Linked DNA regions of Mus musculus: regions 1, 2 and 4 are each linked to region 3. The links are chromatin loops, found by intact Hi-C in ENCODE. Cell type or tissue: left cerebral cortex. All regions are shown on one strand. Region 1 overlaps Gm36722. Region 2 overlaps Gm46016 (a long non-coding RNA gene). Region 3 has its middle 16 kb from the start of Gm38991. Region 4 has its middle 47 kb from the start of Gm36656.

What was found. Hi-C counts contacts between places; a loop is a spot of excess contacts. Peaks named below come from ENCODE experiments on the same cell type or tissue, not always from the same donor. Only the 100,000 strongest peaks of a DNase experiment are listed, where the experiment ranks them.
Region 1: a loop joins it to region 3, with 4 times the contacts of the local background. A loop is called at or near these places in 8 of 42 quality-filtered maps.
Region 2: a loop joins it to region 3, with 12 times the contacts of the local background. A loop is called at or near these places in 2 of 42 quality-filtered maps.
Region 4: it touches region 3 in a loop (3-fold over the local background); 2 of 42 quality-filtered maps call a loop at or near these places.

Annotation. Positions count from the first base shown.
Region 1 is chr7:36,693,094-36,697,093 of GRCm38, reverse strand. Gm36722 reads left to right here. Exons shown (of 3, transcript XM_030243157.1): 1 at 1-1,237. The coding sequence ends at 231. Among named protein-coding and RNA genes, the nearest start is that of Tshz3, 3.0 kb to the left of the region's middle. In left cerebral cortex, no CTCF peak of the experiment used is centred here; DNase peaks (open chromatin) are centred at 1,048, 1,349, 1,643, 2,105 and 2 more places; H3K4me3 peaks cover 2,720 bases; H3K27ac peaks cover 2,917 bases.
Region 2 is chr7:36,173,826-36,177,825 of GRCm38, reverse strand. The region is part of intron 1 of Gm46016 (a long non-coding RNA gene); the gene reads right to left. Among named protein-coding and RNA genes, the nearest start is that of Gm46016, 4.5 kb to the right of the region's middle. In left cerebral cortex, no CTCF peak of the experiment used is centred here; a DNase peak (open chromatin) is centred at 2,336.
Region 3 is chr7:36,058,538-36,062,537 of GRCm38, reverse strand. No RefSeq gene overlaps it. Among named protein-coding and RNA genes, the nearest start is that of Gm38991, 16 kb to the left of the region's middle. In left cerebral cortex, no CTCF peak of the experiment used is centred here; DNase peaks (open chromatin) are centred at 647, 1,335 and 1,961; H3K27ac peaks cover 2,363 bases.
Region 4 is chr7:36,865,161-36,869,160 of GRCm38, reverse strand. No RefSeq gene overlaps it. Among named protein-coding and RNA genes, the nearest start is that of Gm36656, 47 kb to the left of the region's middle. In left cerebral cortex, a CTCF peak has its summit at 2,144; a DNase peak (open chromatin) is centred at 2,336; H3K27ac peaks cover 1,839 bases.

The DNA.
Region 1 (4,000 bases), 630 kb before region 3:
CAAGTTTCCTTTACTGACTTTGGGACGATCACCGTCTCAGCACCCCGCGTCTCGCCCCCTTGGGCTACTGGCCGCGCCCCCCACCCACTGCGTCGGAGGTTGCCAAGGCGGGAACGGGGGAGGGAGAAGAAACTCGGGTTCCCCTGCCCATCCCCCGCCGGGGTGCGCCCTGGACAGGGTACTGCCCCAGCCGCTCCCAGCTTAGGGGCAGTTCTGGACGAAGGGGATTGATTATTGATTGAGTGATTGGGGTCGCAGAGGCTCCGGGCAGACTCGGCCGATGTGCCCCGGGAAGGAGGCGGCTGGAAGGCTGCGGTGGCGACAGGGCGACGTGGGCTCACTTACTCTGGTGGTGAGGGCGCGGGTGGGCTGGAATTCACGCGGGCGACCCTCGAGCGGTGGCGGCTGAGCGCCAGCCAGAGCTTGAGAGGCGCGGGCGGCGGCGCATCGATGCGCTGCGGGCTCGATTGCGTCTCCCTGGGCCAGCTCTTAGGCCGGGAATGGGGCGGCCGCGGCGCAGCGGGCTCTGGGCGGCGGTGGCTGGGGTGGCCTCTGGGCCCCCAGCTCCCGGGAGCAGCACTATATCTGGGTGCTCCGGCTGGGACCCTGAAACCCACGTGAGCCCCGAGGCCCACAGTCTACCCGAGGGCCGGCACCCTGCGCCCCAGGACTAGCTGCCTGAGCGCACTGGGAGCTGCAAACCCTGGCCTTCCTTTCTTGCTTCTTTTTTTCTTCTTCTTCCTCTTATTTTAAACTTATTCTTCTCTTCCCTCTTATTCAGCCCTGTCTCTTTTTCATGCTTTCTTTGTGGTTGGTTTTTCAAGTTTGTTTTAAAAGTTCACAGCGTGCTTTCTTTTTCTTATAGACCAGGAGACCAAGATCTCACCCTACCGGTAAGATCAAAAGTCTCCGCTCGCCCCCGGCCGGCCGGCTTGGGCTGGGTCCAGACGCCTCCCTGAATGCAGATGTGTGGCTGCTGTCCTCCGGGGCTATAAAGCCGGCTCCAGCGCCTAGGCGCTCGAGAGTTGAGTTAACCCGGTGTGGATCCCGGGCGGAGTCGAGAGCCAGAAGCCGGCTGCGGCTGAGCTCCCGAGCTGCCTGTGTGTGTGTCGCGTACCCGTGGGTGGGTGCGCCTGGGGTGTCTGATGCCTGCGGCCTCAGAGGCCGAAGCAGCGTCTCCTCCAGGCCGTGGAGACGCGGGCCTCGGCGCGTAAAGCTTCTTGCGAGCGAGGGATCGGTGAGTCGTCTGGCCCCGCCGTTGGCCTTACGGTTCAGGTGGCCGCGGCGCCCCTCTGACCTGAAGGAGGGTCGTTGTCCCTGGAGGTCAGACCCAGAAGGTCTGGCTTACATTCAAAGCGGGGAGAGCCCATCTAGGCACGCCGGCGGCGGCGACGTGTTCATAGCGCTGGGTACCACGCACCGGGAGTTCGCCCAAAGGATGCTTCCCTCTCCCTTTGCTTTCTTTTGGTGCTCTCTCAACCTTCGTTCTCTCGCTGCCCACCCCCACCCCTCATACCCTCGTGCCGTGACCCAAGCGGCTCCCCTGTCGCCCGTCCTCACCCCTGCTTGCCAGTGCCTAGCCCTCCCTGCTCAGGCGCCGCGCACTGTGTGATCCGCCCTAACATCTGTCCGTCCAACCATTGGCGCATCCATCAGTGTCAATGGACTGCACATTGCAGCGACAGCCTGTCACGCACAACACGGGCTGTGCGGAGTGCACGCTGCGACCACACTGCCTTGCCCGATGGGGCACTCAAACAGACTCGGCCGTCTTGGCACCGCCTGGATTCCCATTTCTGCTGAGTTCTTTTAGCTACATGCACCCATTCACCTTTGGGGGATCCCAACATGTGCATAGTTTTTCAGGTCGTTCTACGGATGGAACATTGAAACAGCGAAAGTAGGCAAGGTCAGCCTACTCCTTATATTTCCCTAGGATTTATCTTCCCTTCTGCTGTAAGGTTGGGTGTAACTAAAAGAGAAGGGTTCCCCAAATTCTCACCCAACTCAAAGTAGACCCTGAAGCTACCTGAATGCTACCTGAATGCAGGACCTTAACTTCCTTAACCTGGCGAGGTACTAGGTTGTGGGGTTTGCCCCTCTGCATCTAACAAGATTTCAACAATAAAAACTTTGTATAGCCGGGCTGACCGCTGTTTCCAGGGCCTGACATGGAGAAATGCCAACTGATGGACTCTCCGTGAAAATGAAGGGCTCTGTATAGGAAGAAATGGCGTCTGGTAGTAGTAACTCTGAAGTTCACATGTCATTACAGGGGGGAAAAAAAGGGCAGAGCCATATGTTTGAGAAATCAGAGCTTGCAGATAATTCCTGGCTGCCGAGGCTGCATTTTCGAGTTCTTCCTATTGTACTTCTTTGGTTTCTGCTCCTTCTGGATCTACTCAGATGGTAAACACACAAGCACAGGTGTCCCCATGAGTCTGTCCCTCCCAGAGGCCTTTCGATTCTTTAAGAACCTCAGGGGAAGGGTGTGTGTGGGGTCCTACTTCTCTGACATCTGAATGAAGTCTGCCTGGCATTTGACCTGACTTTATTATTGTAAATATTTTCTGTCGACTATCCCGACGGCAAGCAACCCTTTCTGCAGTTCATATCGCTGTTAGGGGATCCCGATGGGAAAAGAGCCGCGTTCAGGCAAGCGCTAAGGGTTGCTAGGTTCTGGGAAAGGCCAGAGAAGTGTTGCATAGGCACGCTCAGGACAGTAACCTGTGCTGTAAGACGTCGCGGCTCCTTGCACCGCCTCATCCAGCGGTCCAGCTGTTTTCTCACTCTACTAGAGGGCGGAAAAGCCTGAGCATGGTAGAGGATATAGAATTCTGTGAAAGATCTACTATGTAGAAATCGTTCCCTCTACTCTTCACAGAGACGCGGTTATCTTTTTAAAAAGCAACAATGGGTTTTCAGTGTCTGTGCAAGTACCTAGGAACTTCTGGTCCACTTTGAATTATGCTGGGTAGTAAATGTCTTAAGTTAAATACGTCTACCTTTGGGAGGTGCCGCGTTTCTGAGAATAATTTCTTAAACCCCTAAAAATAGACAGAGGAAGGAAGGAGATGAATAAAGAGAAACATCCAAACACTCAGTGCCAGCCCATGGGGGAAACTGAGAGTTGGCATCTCGGTCAGGAGACTCACCTTGAAACTGGGTGGTCAGATTATGACCCCTTCAACGTTCCCAAGAGCCAAAGAGGCAATCTTGACCACCCCTGAGACTGCATCTAAGACTCAGAGGTCCTCTACCTCCTGCTGAATCTCCAGAAGACTCCCAGAGAGAGTTGTCTAGGTCAGGGGTGAAACACCCTACCAAGCTTTTCCAATTTTGAGCCCTGGGTTTCCATTCCTGGGACCGTTTATCATAAGTTTCATCCACCTTGGCTAGCCTGAGCCCCTTGAGGGTGAGGTATACCAATTAGAGACATGGCTCAAAACAGTGTTCTGAGGTGCAAGGAGTCTAGCCCCCTGCCCCCACTGCCCAGTATACTGTTTACAGTTGTATGATGGGATGTAGTGGCTTGGCTATGCCTGGAGGCAGACAAGTTTGTATTCTAGATGGCCGCTAAATGACAGCCCTTCTGGTCCTAGGAAGGCTGGAGTGTCTCTTAGTTGAGTGCCCACCTAGAAGAAAAAAATCCTGAATGCCATCATTCCAGGACCTGGAGCTAGGGCTGGCTGGTGTCTCTCAGCCTAAAGTCTGACCTCAGACGGGGGTACATGCTGAGTCCGTGGAAGGATCATCTTGAAGGACAAGGACTCTGGGAGACTTTGGTGATAGCATGGGCCTTTGGCAACAACCCAGGGTTGCGCCCTGACAAGAGGCCCCAGGAGTAATTCATCTCCAGCCTGAAATGGTCAGAAGCCTAATGGACCTGCTTTTTTCCCCCTCACTTTTCTGGGTTAGGCAGTGGTGGAAAAATGCCATGAGTCCTAACATTACTACCTCAACCTGGCACTGGGCTTCAGTCCCTGCCAGAGCCTGAGGT
Region 2 (4,000 bases), 120 kb before region 3:
TTGTTCAGTCTGCTCGGACTGCTGAGTCTATGAGTTGAAGCCCAGGCTTTTGAGCACACAGAACACTCTCTGGTCACTGTTGGGGTCCGTGAATCACTGAAGAATGATACCCCAGACTCAAATAGTATGTAAAAGCAAAGAATATTTATTTCCTGCATTCAGAGGCCCAATTCCATCAGGAAGGAAGGACCACAACTGAATTCACAGATTCAGTTTTAAAGCCAGTAAGAGGAACCTTAGGGAAGGATAGGTGATCTATATCTTGATTGGTGGGTTCTATCTCTGGGGGTACTGGGTGATGCTATGATTGGTTAGTCTTGCTTCAAGCATCTTTGACTATTTTTGCTTTATTCAAGGGAGGTTAGCTCTTGGCCTAACTCTTGACTATGAGCTTGGCTAACTGTCCAAGCTGGGGAGGGGTAAATAAGCCTGCAGTTGTTCCAGTAACTGACTTGCCCAGTTCCAGGAAGTAGAAACTCATGCCTGGTCTCCTGAACTACTGGTTTGCAGCCTGTCATGGAGTCAGCCTGGCTCAGGCCAATTCACTCCTTTCAGTCATGACCCCTCTGAGTTGGTTCACTGGGTTCTCAGGCCATGGAATCACCTGCAGCCAGGCAGAAGAAACTCATCACCTTTCTACCTCCCTGCCTCCTACAAGACCTCCCCTTGGTTGCAGGCCATGTGTTTGTCCCCTTGTGAAAGAGGAGCCTTGCCTTCCTCACTGGACGTAGCCATTCATTCAACCACTGGCTCAATAAATTGAGTATCTATGATAGGCCAAGTGTTACTTAAAGTACTGGAGAGGAACAACTTCAGGATCTATTCGAGCCTTCAGTTTCCAAAAGTTCAGCCCATGATCAGTCCACTTGAGAGAGGAGTAAGGAGAGGGACAGAGGGAGAGAAAGAGACAGGGAGACAAAGAGATAGAATATGCTAGAAGGAGCCCTTCAAAGACATGCCCCTGAGTGGCCCACAGTTCATAGTGGTCCATACAGAGTCCATGCCCTGAACACATAAGTCTTCAGAGGGACACTGAGCCATCATGTGTCCCTCTGAAGACTTATGCTAGATACTGACCTAGACAGACCCAGCATCGGAGGACTCCAACTGGAACAAGAGAAAGGGGCTACTAAATGAGAAACTTCAGAACCAGACCCTGGATTTAAACGACTCTAAAGTGCTAAAATATGTGTGTGGTAAGGAGACCCAGGTGAGTCTTAAGAAATTAAGGAAGGCCTGGGGTGATGGCTCAGTGGGTAAGAACACTGACTACTCTGCTCTTCAAGAGGACCCAGGTTCAATTCCCAGCACCCACATGGTGGTTTGCAACCATCTGTAATCTCTAGTTCCAGAGGATCTGACTTTCTCTTCTGGCCTCCTCAGGCACTAGGCACACACATGGTGCAGACAAAAGAATCATATACATAATATAAAAGTAAGTATTAAAGAAATTTCCAGAAAGAAAATAAGGTACTGAGCTAATGAGAATTAGGTGGAGTATAGCTCTGTCATAATGTGTACTCAGCAAGTGACAGACTCAGCATGCATGCATGTGCACACACATATATGTATGCACACACAGGACTCACTGAGCATCATCAGCGTGGAGGGTGAACTGGTGGAAAAGGACAACTCTCAGAGGGACAAGCCTTGCTGAGTCACAAAGGACTCTTCATCTTAGGGGCACAGAAAGTCACTGAAGTGTAAAGCTCCCAGATGACATGGGCAAGCCCGAGTTTTAGAAGGACCATTCTGGTTTCCTTCGGAGAGAAGAGACTGGTACAAAGGAGGACCAGTTCGGCTCAGGGGTCATCTTACCAGAGACCAGGAGCCCTGGCTATTATCTATTTGTTAACTAAGCTAACAGGGAGGGAGGGAGGGAGGAGAAGAGGCAAGGCCAAAGCTTTAGGTCCTCCCATCCCCAACTATTTAACGTGCACGGGGTTGATTCTGAAGTTTTGGAAGGAGACCCACTTCCTCACATACCCCCAAAGCATTTTCACTACCCACCTAAATAGCACACCCACCTGCAGAAAGGGATATATGTGGCTCCAAGCCTCCCATCCAGAAGTTGGTCACTTTGGTGGCAGGGAAGGGAACATGGACTTCTAGCCACAGTATAAACCCCAATAGGCCAGAGGGCCAGAGATGCCAATCTGTGGGTTCTGTCCGTGTTCTCTTCTAAGGGTCCAGGGGCCTGCAGCTCAAGTGCCATATGTATACAGTTCAACACCAGCTCTGCTATTGACATGATGTCAATGGAGAGGGATGCATCAGGCTGCTCCACCACCGTGCGGATCATGTGTCCCACATTGATTAAGCTTCCTGGTCCTCCTCAGCAGCTGCTCTACTCCCACCACTCAGCCTGGTGAGCTGTTCTCCATCATGGGCTGCTAATTAAGGATTGTCGGGGTGGGGAGCTTCACAGGCAAGTCCTGAATCCTTGTCCCAGATCTCAAAAACAAATTCCCAGGACTTTGCCTCTAAAAACAAAGGAGAGGAATGTTTTCAGGGATGGGTTTCTGTCTTTTGGCTTGCAAAATGACAATATGCCCCTTGTAGGAAATGTTGAGAACAGTACATTCGTTTAAGCATGTAAACGCAAAAATGTGAACTTTGTGATCCTAACTTGTAATTGTGCTTAAATTATTCCATGTATGCTTCTGTGAGCCTGTATATGCCTCTGTGTGTGTGTGTGTGTGTGTGTGTGTGTGTGTGCGTGCGTGCGTGCGTGCGTGCGTGCGTGCGTGCGTGCGTGTGCGCGCGCGCACGCGCACGCTGTGTTGTTAAATTACAGTGTTCGTTTTATCATTCACCCTTTGTCTTTAGGAATCTATTGCTGTGATAAAACACCAGGACCGAAAGAAACTAAGGGAGAAAAGGGTTTATTTAGGCTTCAAAGTTCCCCATCACAGTCCATCATTGAAGGGAACCATGGCAGGAAATCAGAGCAGGAACCAGGATGCAGGAGCTGATGCAGAGGCCATGAAGCAATGCTACTTACTGGCTCGTGGCTTGCTCAATCTGCCTTCTTATGGCACCCAGGACCACCTGCTCAGGTGTCTGCAGTGAGCGGGTCCCTCTTGATACCAATCGCTAAAATATACTACAGGCTTGCCCACAGGCCAATGGGCAGGAGAATTATCCCAGCCTTCTTCTAAACGGATTGTAGCTTCTGTCACATTGACATAGAACTAGCCAGAACATCCTGGGACTGTTACGATAACTCTTATAATTAATACTGCAGTGAACATCCTGAGGATAAATACCTAAAGAGGAGTTCAGAAGATTTCTGATTTAGTATAGGAATGAGAATAGATTATAGAAAGGAACAGGTTATTAATACTTTGTTTTGCATTATGAATTTGCTTTATTGAAATATTGAACTTTAGAAATGTATAGATTTAAAGCAGGGAATATAGCTGCTCAGTGGTAGAGCTCCTGCCTAGAATCCCTCAGTGAGGGGCTGGGGGCGTGGCTCAGTGGTAGAGCCCCTGCCTAGAATCCCCCAGTGAGGGGCTGGAGGGTGTGGCTCAGTGGTAGAGCCCCTGCCTAGAATCCCCCAGTGAGGGGCTGGGGGTGTGGCTCAGTGGTAGAGCCCCTACCTAGAATCCCCCAGTGAGGGGCTGGAGGGTGTGGCTCAGTGGTAGAGCACTTTCCTAGCATCCATTAGATCCTAGTTTTAATACCCAGTACCACAAATACAAAGAAGTGTATTCATTTATTATCCCAGCAACAGAAAAGACTCTTTACAAGTATTCCAGATAACTTTGTCATGTAAATGAAATACCATCACCTGGACAGGTATGGTGGGACAACCTGCAATTCAAGCTCACTGGGGTGAGGAGTGGTGAGGCAGGAGAGTCAAAAAGTTTCAAGAATGACAGGGTTACATAGTTAAGACAGATTTGGGGGACACTCACTTAATCCTCCTTCTTACCCTGGTATCAAGAGTTGACACTTATTTAGATTGTTCTAATTTCTGGATCTGTGCAAATTC
Region 3 (4,000 bases):
CAGGGCTGGCTCCCACAGATATATGTTATCCTAGCCCTTTGAATATAACAGCAATGGGCTTTCTCCCCTGGAGTGGGGATAAACACCATGCTGCTTGCCACTTTAAGAAGACGATGGACCTCCCCCCAAGTCCACAACTCTTTCCCCAAGCTGAAAGGCTTCCAGAAGAAGACAGCACTACCCGAGTTTCCAGAAAGTCTGTTCCCACAATGCCCACCTCCCAGCGTGACCTTCATCCCACATCCTGTGACCCTCCCTCTGCTTCCACTTCTCTACAATAAGCAGCTCCCCAGCTATTCCCCTGGGGAGGCCTCATGGGTCCTGCTGCTCTCAAGGTCATGTCCCAGCGGTTGCAGAGAATGAAGAAGGTGGAACCCAGAGAGGGCTACGAGAAGCTAAGATCCCAATGGCATCAGGCGATGCCCCAGTTGAAAGGTGAGCAGGTGTGAAGTGATAGGCAGAAAGGGGTCACCTGTCCTCCACAGGCAGAATAAGTAGGTCTAGGCTATTGTTTTAAAATATGCATTCTCTGTCTTTAAAACATATATGTGTGTGTGTGTGTGTGTGTGTGTGTGTGTGTGTGTAGGAAGATTCGGGATGGGGGGTTGCTCTAGCTAGATAAATTCAGAGTGATCTGAATAAATTACCACAGTTTAAGTTTAGTGCATAAAGAATCCAGGATGGCTCTGCTGTGCATTTCAATGAAGCCCATTTCAGTGAGGACTCTGGTTGGGCTGTCGCAGCTCCATCAGAGCGATGGCTGCCCTAATAAGTAGGAAGGAGGTATCCATGGTTCCCTGCCCAGGAATTGTCCTCATGGGACTGGGATCAGCCTCTGAGGGGAGGCAAGGCGAACTCAAGAAGAGAGGAGACCAGCAGCTGGGATGCGAGGTTGAAGGCCTGCAGGGAAAGGTGGATGGGCTATGTAGGTCACCGCCAGGCTTGAGCCAGCCAAGGTGCCCCTCTTGGTGCAGCCAAGGCCTGTCCTCTGCATCTTCCAGGTTTTCCCAAGAGAATCCAGGATGAGCATGGGACCTGAGCAGCCAGCTGGCAGCCTCTGACCTGCGTCTCCCAGTTCTCTCCCCCTCTTCAACAATGAAATACAGCAATACCAACAGTGGGACTCAGAGTGTCTGGCCATGCCTTCCTGAGTCCTTTAGAGGAAGGACTTCAAGGAGAGAAGGGAAGAGTCAGAAAAGGAAGAAGGAAGAGGGGGAGAAAGGCCAAGGAGGAAGAAGAGATGTAAATAAAACCCTGGCTGATGCCACCAGAATGCAGAGGTGAGGCATAGCTCTTTTGCAGCTTTCCTTGGGCCCCAATGGTTGTATTTGCAAGAACTGGGAGGGAAAAGACAGACACCCACCAGCCCACTGAATGTGTCAAGAGATATCTCCAGAGGCAGCACCCAGGTTGGGAGGACAAGGGGACAAAGGCATATCTGAGAGGAAAAAAAAATGATAGCCCACTCTGGCCATGGTTCTAAAGAATCTGAGTCTGACTCAATACACAGCTATTTGACACTCAGAGGCCTGAAGCATGGGAGAACTATAGAGTCCCCAGCCAGTGCCAACAGCAAAGGTCTCTGCTATCACCAGACAGGGAAGCCCAGAGCTCCTCCCAGGTGAGCAGAGGAGATGCTGTAGTCTGGCCAAGGAGATAGGGAACATAGCCAGGCTCTTCGTAAAGGGCATTGTGGAGACCTGGGACCAATCTCACAAAGAAAATAGAAACAGCTAAACTCCTAAAATCAGCCTCCATCTCTGCTCTCTGGATGGAGTTTGCTCCTGGACTTCTGTGAATAGTTAGCTGAAAAGCTGTCAGAGTGGACATCTGTTGTTTTTGCCTGCCCAGCCGCTTCACTCCTTTCGCTGGAAATAGCATCCTGATTTTCCTTCAAGAACTGCCCCTCCCCCCCCCCACGCAGCATCCATTTGGTCTCTAGGAGGAGCTGAACCCACCCACCCCCAGCTCCAAGGATAGGCAAGTGACCCGGTCCAGGACAACAACTAGGACATCACATCCCACACACTGGCTCAGGGGGTGGGGACAGGGACCTAAATCAAGAACAGCCTCACTCAATCACAGGTCTTTGTATAAAAAGAGAAATCTTTTTCCCTCCTGGTGCTCCTGAGAGGAAACATGAAAGTCTGGAGCTGCTGGCAGCCATCTTGCCATCACAATGAATGCAACCACGCTGCCTGATAAAGGAGGCAAGGCCGAGGAGATAGAAGCTGAATCCTTCTTGACAGCATCCTGACCCCTAGATCCAGCCCTTCCTGAAGCTCTACTCAGCAAGATTCTCAGTTTCAGAAACCGATGTTATCTGTTTTTGACAAGCCCATCTAATCTGGCCTTCCACATAAAAACCTTTGACTAAGTTGGTGTGCTTGCACGCCAATGGACTGACAGACTGAAGGGTCCATCTGTGCTGGTGCACAAGATGCATAAAGACTACAATTATTTTCTTTTCATAGTGCTGGGGCCTGTGAGAAAAAGAAACCCAAGATTAAAATGTCAGGAGGTCTGAGTGGCGGGAGCTGCTAGCTCTCTGCTTCCAAAGGGCTCCTGGTTGCTGTGCCTTCTGGGACAAAAGGTCAGAATCTCCACTTGGTGAGAGGCAGAGGAACAGGCCAGGCAATTATCATTAAGCCTTAGTCATACAAAGCCTTCATCCATTTATACAGGAGGTGCTTGTGGCTTAATCTCCCCCTTAAAGGTCTCAGGATCATCTCATTGGCACCTGAATCATACTTTAACACCTGAATTTAGGAATGAACCCACCCTAACCAGTGAGACCTCTGATGTCCCAGGACTGATGGGGACTGATGCCCCCAGGAACCTAGCAGATTCCTAGAGTCTCTAAGTGGATGTGTATGTATGCTTGTTCCGTTGCATTCTGGGATGGCTTCGATTGAAGCTTCCTCCCCAGGAGGCTGTGGAGTCTCTGTGGCCTACAACTTACTCATCAGGAACTGGAATGTGGTTTTTATTCTTCTCCTTCCTCTGCTACCTTAGTTACTGATTAATCCCAGACCCATCAAATACACACACCATTTAAAAATACAATCGGGACACTCATGTATCCATCTATAGATAGTAAAGAACAGTTTGTTGAAGCCCCTGGAATGTATGGCTGCCATGTAGGCGGTGGTAGCGAGCATCACAAATACACACTCCTGCAGAAAAATACTACTTAGTTGGTAATTCAAGCCCGGGGGCAGGTGGTGGTGAATAATCACCTTATTTTGAATATTGGACCACAAAAGTAATAATAGCACTTAGAAAACTTATAGTCTGATCTGTTCTTGTCTTTGAAATCTTGTGTGTGTGTGAGTGTGTGTGTGTGTGTGTGTGTGTGTGTGTGTGTTGTGTGTGTGTGTGTGTGTGTGAAATGCGTAAGGTTACCACCTCTTCCCAAGAGCCCAGGCCACTGTCTCCAGCCAGCCAGGTGCAGCCAGTTGGAGACTACACAGCCCAGCTCCCTGGGCTCTGATGTCCCATCAGGCTTCGACCTTGTTTAGTAGCCTGCTTCTGCCCCGTGATAACATCACATTAGGGCATATGGCTGGACCGCCTCAGCACCCATAGCTGTAAGATGCCTAGAAGGGAAGAGCTTCCAGTCTGTCCTGCAGTGGTCCAGAGAAGTCATGGACCAACTCCATTATGACTTCAAGGGGGGTTAGGAAATGGTTCAGCTGCTAAAGTGTTTGTTGTGCAAGTGTGAAGACCAAGTGGTACACGAGTGAGTCTCACATTTAGCTCTCTCTCGGCATGGATGCTGTGGTGGCTCGTGCACTAAAGGGTGGTCCCTCAGCTCTAGGTTCTGTCAACCTTAGGAGGGTGGGATCTGGCTGGGAGAAGTAAGTCACTAGGAGTGGGTCTTTAAGGATATATTATTTCCAGCCCTGAAATGACTAAGCACCTAGCAAACCAAGCAGTCCCAAAACACCACTCATGGCGGACAATTGCCCTGTGCTAGAGCCTGCCCACCCAAAAGCCA
Region 4 (4,000 bases), 810 kb before region 3:
AAACTCTTGAGTGTCGGAAGCTCTGGTCTCACCTGGGAGTGTTTCTGATAGGTGACTGGATTGTGAAGTTACTAACTCCACCAATGCATTCATTCACCCACCGCCAAGCGCATGAGTGACTCTGCTGTTAGAAGATGGTACCTGTGCAGAGGTCAAAGGTCACTGAGTGACTGCTTTTGATGAGTGCATCTTGTCCTGCCTCTTCCTGTCTCTGCCTCCTGGTTTCTCTGAGGTGAGCAGTTTTCCTTCCTCTGCCAAACCCCATGACCAAGAAGTTTTAGCCCTCACAACAGGCATAAAAGCAGTGGATCCTAAACAATTGTTTTGCCTTTGTCTGGTATTCGATCACAGCCATTGGAAACCAATACAAGGGAAAGAACCTGAAGGAGCCCAAGGAAACAATCAAAGGAAGGACTAAGAAAGGACTAGGTCAGAGTTACCTCGCTCAGGATAATATGTTCTAGTTCCATCCATTTGCCTGGAAAACTCAGGATGTCCTTGTTCTTAATAGCTGAGCAGTATTCCATTGTATAAATGAACCACATTTTTAATCTGTGGTAGGTTATCTAGGTTGTTTCCAGCTTTGGGCTATCACACACACACACACACACACACACACACACACACACACACACACACAAAGGCTTCTATGAACATAGTTGAACATGTGCCCCTGTGGCATGGTGGGGCATGCTTTGGGTATATTCCCAGGAGTGGTATAACTGGGTCTTCAGGCAGATCTATTTCTAATTTTCTGAGGAATCTCCAGATTGATTTGCAGAGTGGTTGTACCAGTTTGCCCACTAATAAAGGGATAGTAGGGAAAAAAATTACAGAACACCCAAGATACAGTCCACAGAACTCAAGAAGGTCAATAAGCTGAAGTGTCCAAGTAAGGATGCCTCAGTCCCACTTGGGAGGGAGAAGAAAGCAATCAAAAATAAATTTAAAAAACAAAAAAGAAAAAGAAAGGACTGGGAAAGAATGTGGGATACAAGAGGACAGGGTAAGCGCAGACCTAACAGGGAGAAGCCAGAATCCATCTCTGACAGTACAGTGCATCAGCATACATATGGGCTTATGTTTTTAATCTAGAGAGGGACAAGCCTGGCCTGACCCATCCAACTATGGGTCAAGGCAACAAAACCTCATGCACAGTAAGTCCCTGTGGTGGTTTGAATATGCTTGGCCCATGGGAAGTGGCACTATTAGGAGGTGTGACCTTACTGGAGGAGGTGCGGCTCTGTTAGAGGAAGTGTGTCACTGTGGAGGTGGGGCTTTGAGGTCTCATAGATATGCTCAAGTCGGGCCAGTGTGATCTAGCCCCTCCCTCTGGTTGCCCGCGGAAGACAGTCTCCTCCTGGCTGCCTTCCAATCAAGGTGTAGAACTCTCAGCTCTTCCAGCACCATGTCTGCCTGGATGCTACCATGCTTTGTGCCGTGATGTTTTGCACCTTAGGAATTATCTAAATCTCTGCAGGAATAAGGACCAAGGAGGTGGGCTAGGGGAAGAGGGGCATCCACATCTGTCAACATGAGTGGCCAAATTTATCACTCTTAAAAGGTGACTTTGGAACAGAGAGTCTGAGAACTCCCATGAGCCAGTGAGAAACAACCCTGAAAGGCTGTAGGGGCTGGAGGGATGGCACAAGAGTTAAGAGTGTGTACTGCTCTACAGATGACCCAAGTTCATTCCCAGTACCCACATCAAAGAGCTCACACCAGCCTTTAACTCAAGCTCCTAGAATCCAATGCCCTCCTCCGGTCTCTTCAGGTGCCTGCATTCAAATGCATTGTACAAAACTGCACTTATATACACACACATACATACATACATACATACATACATATATACATACACACACATATACATAATTATAGAAAATAAAATAAAATATTTTTAATAGAAAAGTCAGAGAGACACTTCACAAAATGTATGAGACACTTCACAAAAGTGCATTGCAAGCTACCATCTTCGAGCAAATGAGCAGCGGTTCCATCCTGGTTATAACCAGTTAAAAACCAACAAAGTGCCATTGAGACCCGGACCAGACAGCACCATACAGAATCACAAGCACAGAATGCAGCCTGCATTCGGAGGCCCTGGACCACAGGGGCTCTCTCGGGCCCTGCTGGTGACAGGAAGAATTGGAGCAATCAGTTTGCAAAGGCATTTGACAGTGTCTACACCGAACACCCTCCACCCTTCAGAAATAAACCCAGCAAAAACAAGCGTGCTTGCCACCAGCAGTACCGTATATAATTGCCCCAATCTGGGAGCCATCCCAACGTCCGTCACCACGAGGATGGATAAATGGACCGTGGAGCACTTCACGTGACAGATCACTGTAGGCGTGCTGTGCCTTGATTTAAACATTTCTAAAAATGACTTTGGTTTGGGAAATGTGGGAGGCATTCAGCCCTTCTGCTCCCCGTTGCTGGGGACGGGACTGTCGGTGTCAGTGATGAGAGGTGGCTTTCACAGTGTGAGACAGACCTGGGCTACTGAGGGCTGTGAGATGGTGCTTTGGGGGTGCATTTCTGATCAAGGACAGACCTCCTCACACAGCTCTGGAGACCTTGCGATCAACCTCTCTATGCTTCAGATAGCACCCTGCCTCCAGTGCTCTGTCAGCCTACACTGCCCTGAGGAAGGTGAATCCCACCCCAGGAAGTCTCTCAGATGTATACTCCAGTCATGTCTGGACAAAGGTTCTCTGGCCACTCCTGGGACTCCCATATGTGACTGTGGCACCCCAAGAAACCTGTGCCACAGGAGCCCTTACGAATAATATGTCCCTCTTGGATCAGTACTAGGCTCACATTATAGGAATCCTATCTAGTTATGGAAATGTCTGTGTTTTACTCTCTTTATAGGCCATTCAAAATGTCTGTGTTTTACTCTCTTTATAGGTCATTCCAAAGCCACAGCGGGGTTCTAAATGAACTCTAGTTACTTGTTGTTGTTTATTTAGATTCATTTTCATTGTGTGTGTGTCTGCATGTGTAAGCAAGTTATATGTGTGATGTGTGTGACTGTGTGTATGTGTGATGTGTGTCTGTGTGTATGTGTGTGTGTGTGTGCAATTGCACATGCACAAGAGCCATATATGTATATCATGCCCAAGGAGGTCAGAAGAGAGCATCAGATCCCTTGTAGCTGGAGTTATTAGCAGTTTGAGCCACCAGATGTGTGTGCTGGGAGCAGCACTCAAAACTCAGGTATGGAAGAGAAAAACTCTTAACTGCACAACCATCTCTCTCCTGCTCTGATCTGTCTTAGAACCTACGTTCTCATCAAAGAACATACCCTCTTCATGGGGTAAAAGCCACATCATTCCGGTTTCTAGCACTGGCCCCCAGTGTCTGAGCCAAGACAAGTGCTAATGGATCTTGGGCTGAGCCAACAAGGGAATGAGCAGTAGGGGACCTTGGCCACAGCAGCTGCCAAGTCAGGTGACACCTCCAGCTTAGAGACTGCAAAGACCAAGCATAAGCCACCCACCACCCACCATGGGCTGCTGGGAAGAGTTTAGGATGCACATCTTGCAGCTTGGGAAACTGAGTCTTGGGGAGGCGAGAAGCTACACTCACATAGAGATGTGACAGTTGAGATATGCACTCAAGCTTGCCCCTCTCCAGGATCAATTGAAAGACATAGGACCCTTCATCCCTGTGGGCAGCTTTCAGCACCTTCTTTTGAGATGCAAATATAGAAGCAAAAAGGAGCAATCGAAGAGACCCCCAGCAAGGTATGGTATATACAGTTCCTGGAACCTGCACGATGCTCTCCCTCCAGTCTGGAGCTATGTTGGTCTGGTGGCTGGCACAGCTCACCATGCTCAGAGGTTGTTTGCTTCATTGGTGCAGACATCCCCCAAAGCATCCCAGAGCCAGCTTCCAGTCACCCTGACCAGGACTGGCAGCACTGGCCAGATCAAATCTGCAGTTTTGGTGCCTGACAGGCACCAACTGACTCAATTACTGGTGCTGTTGGGCT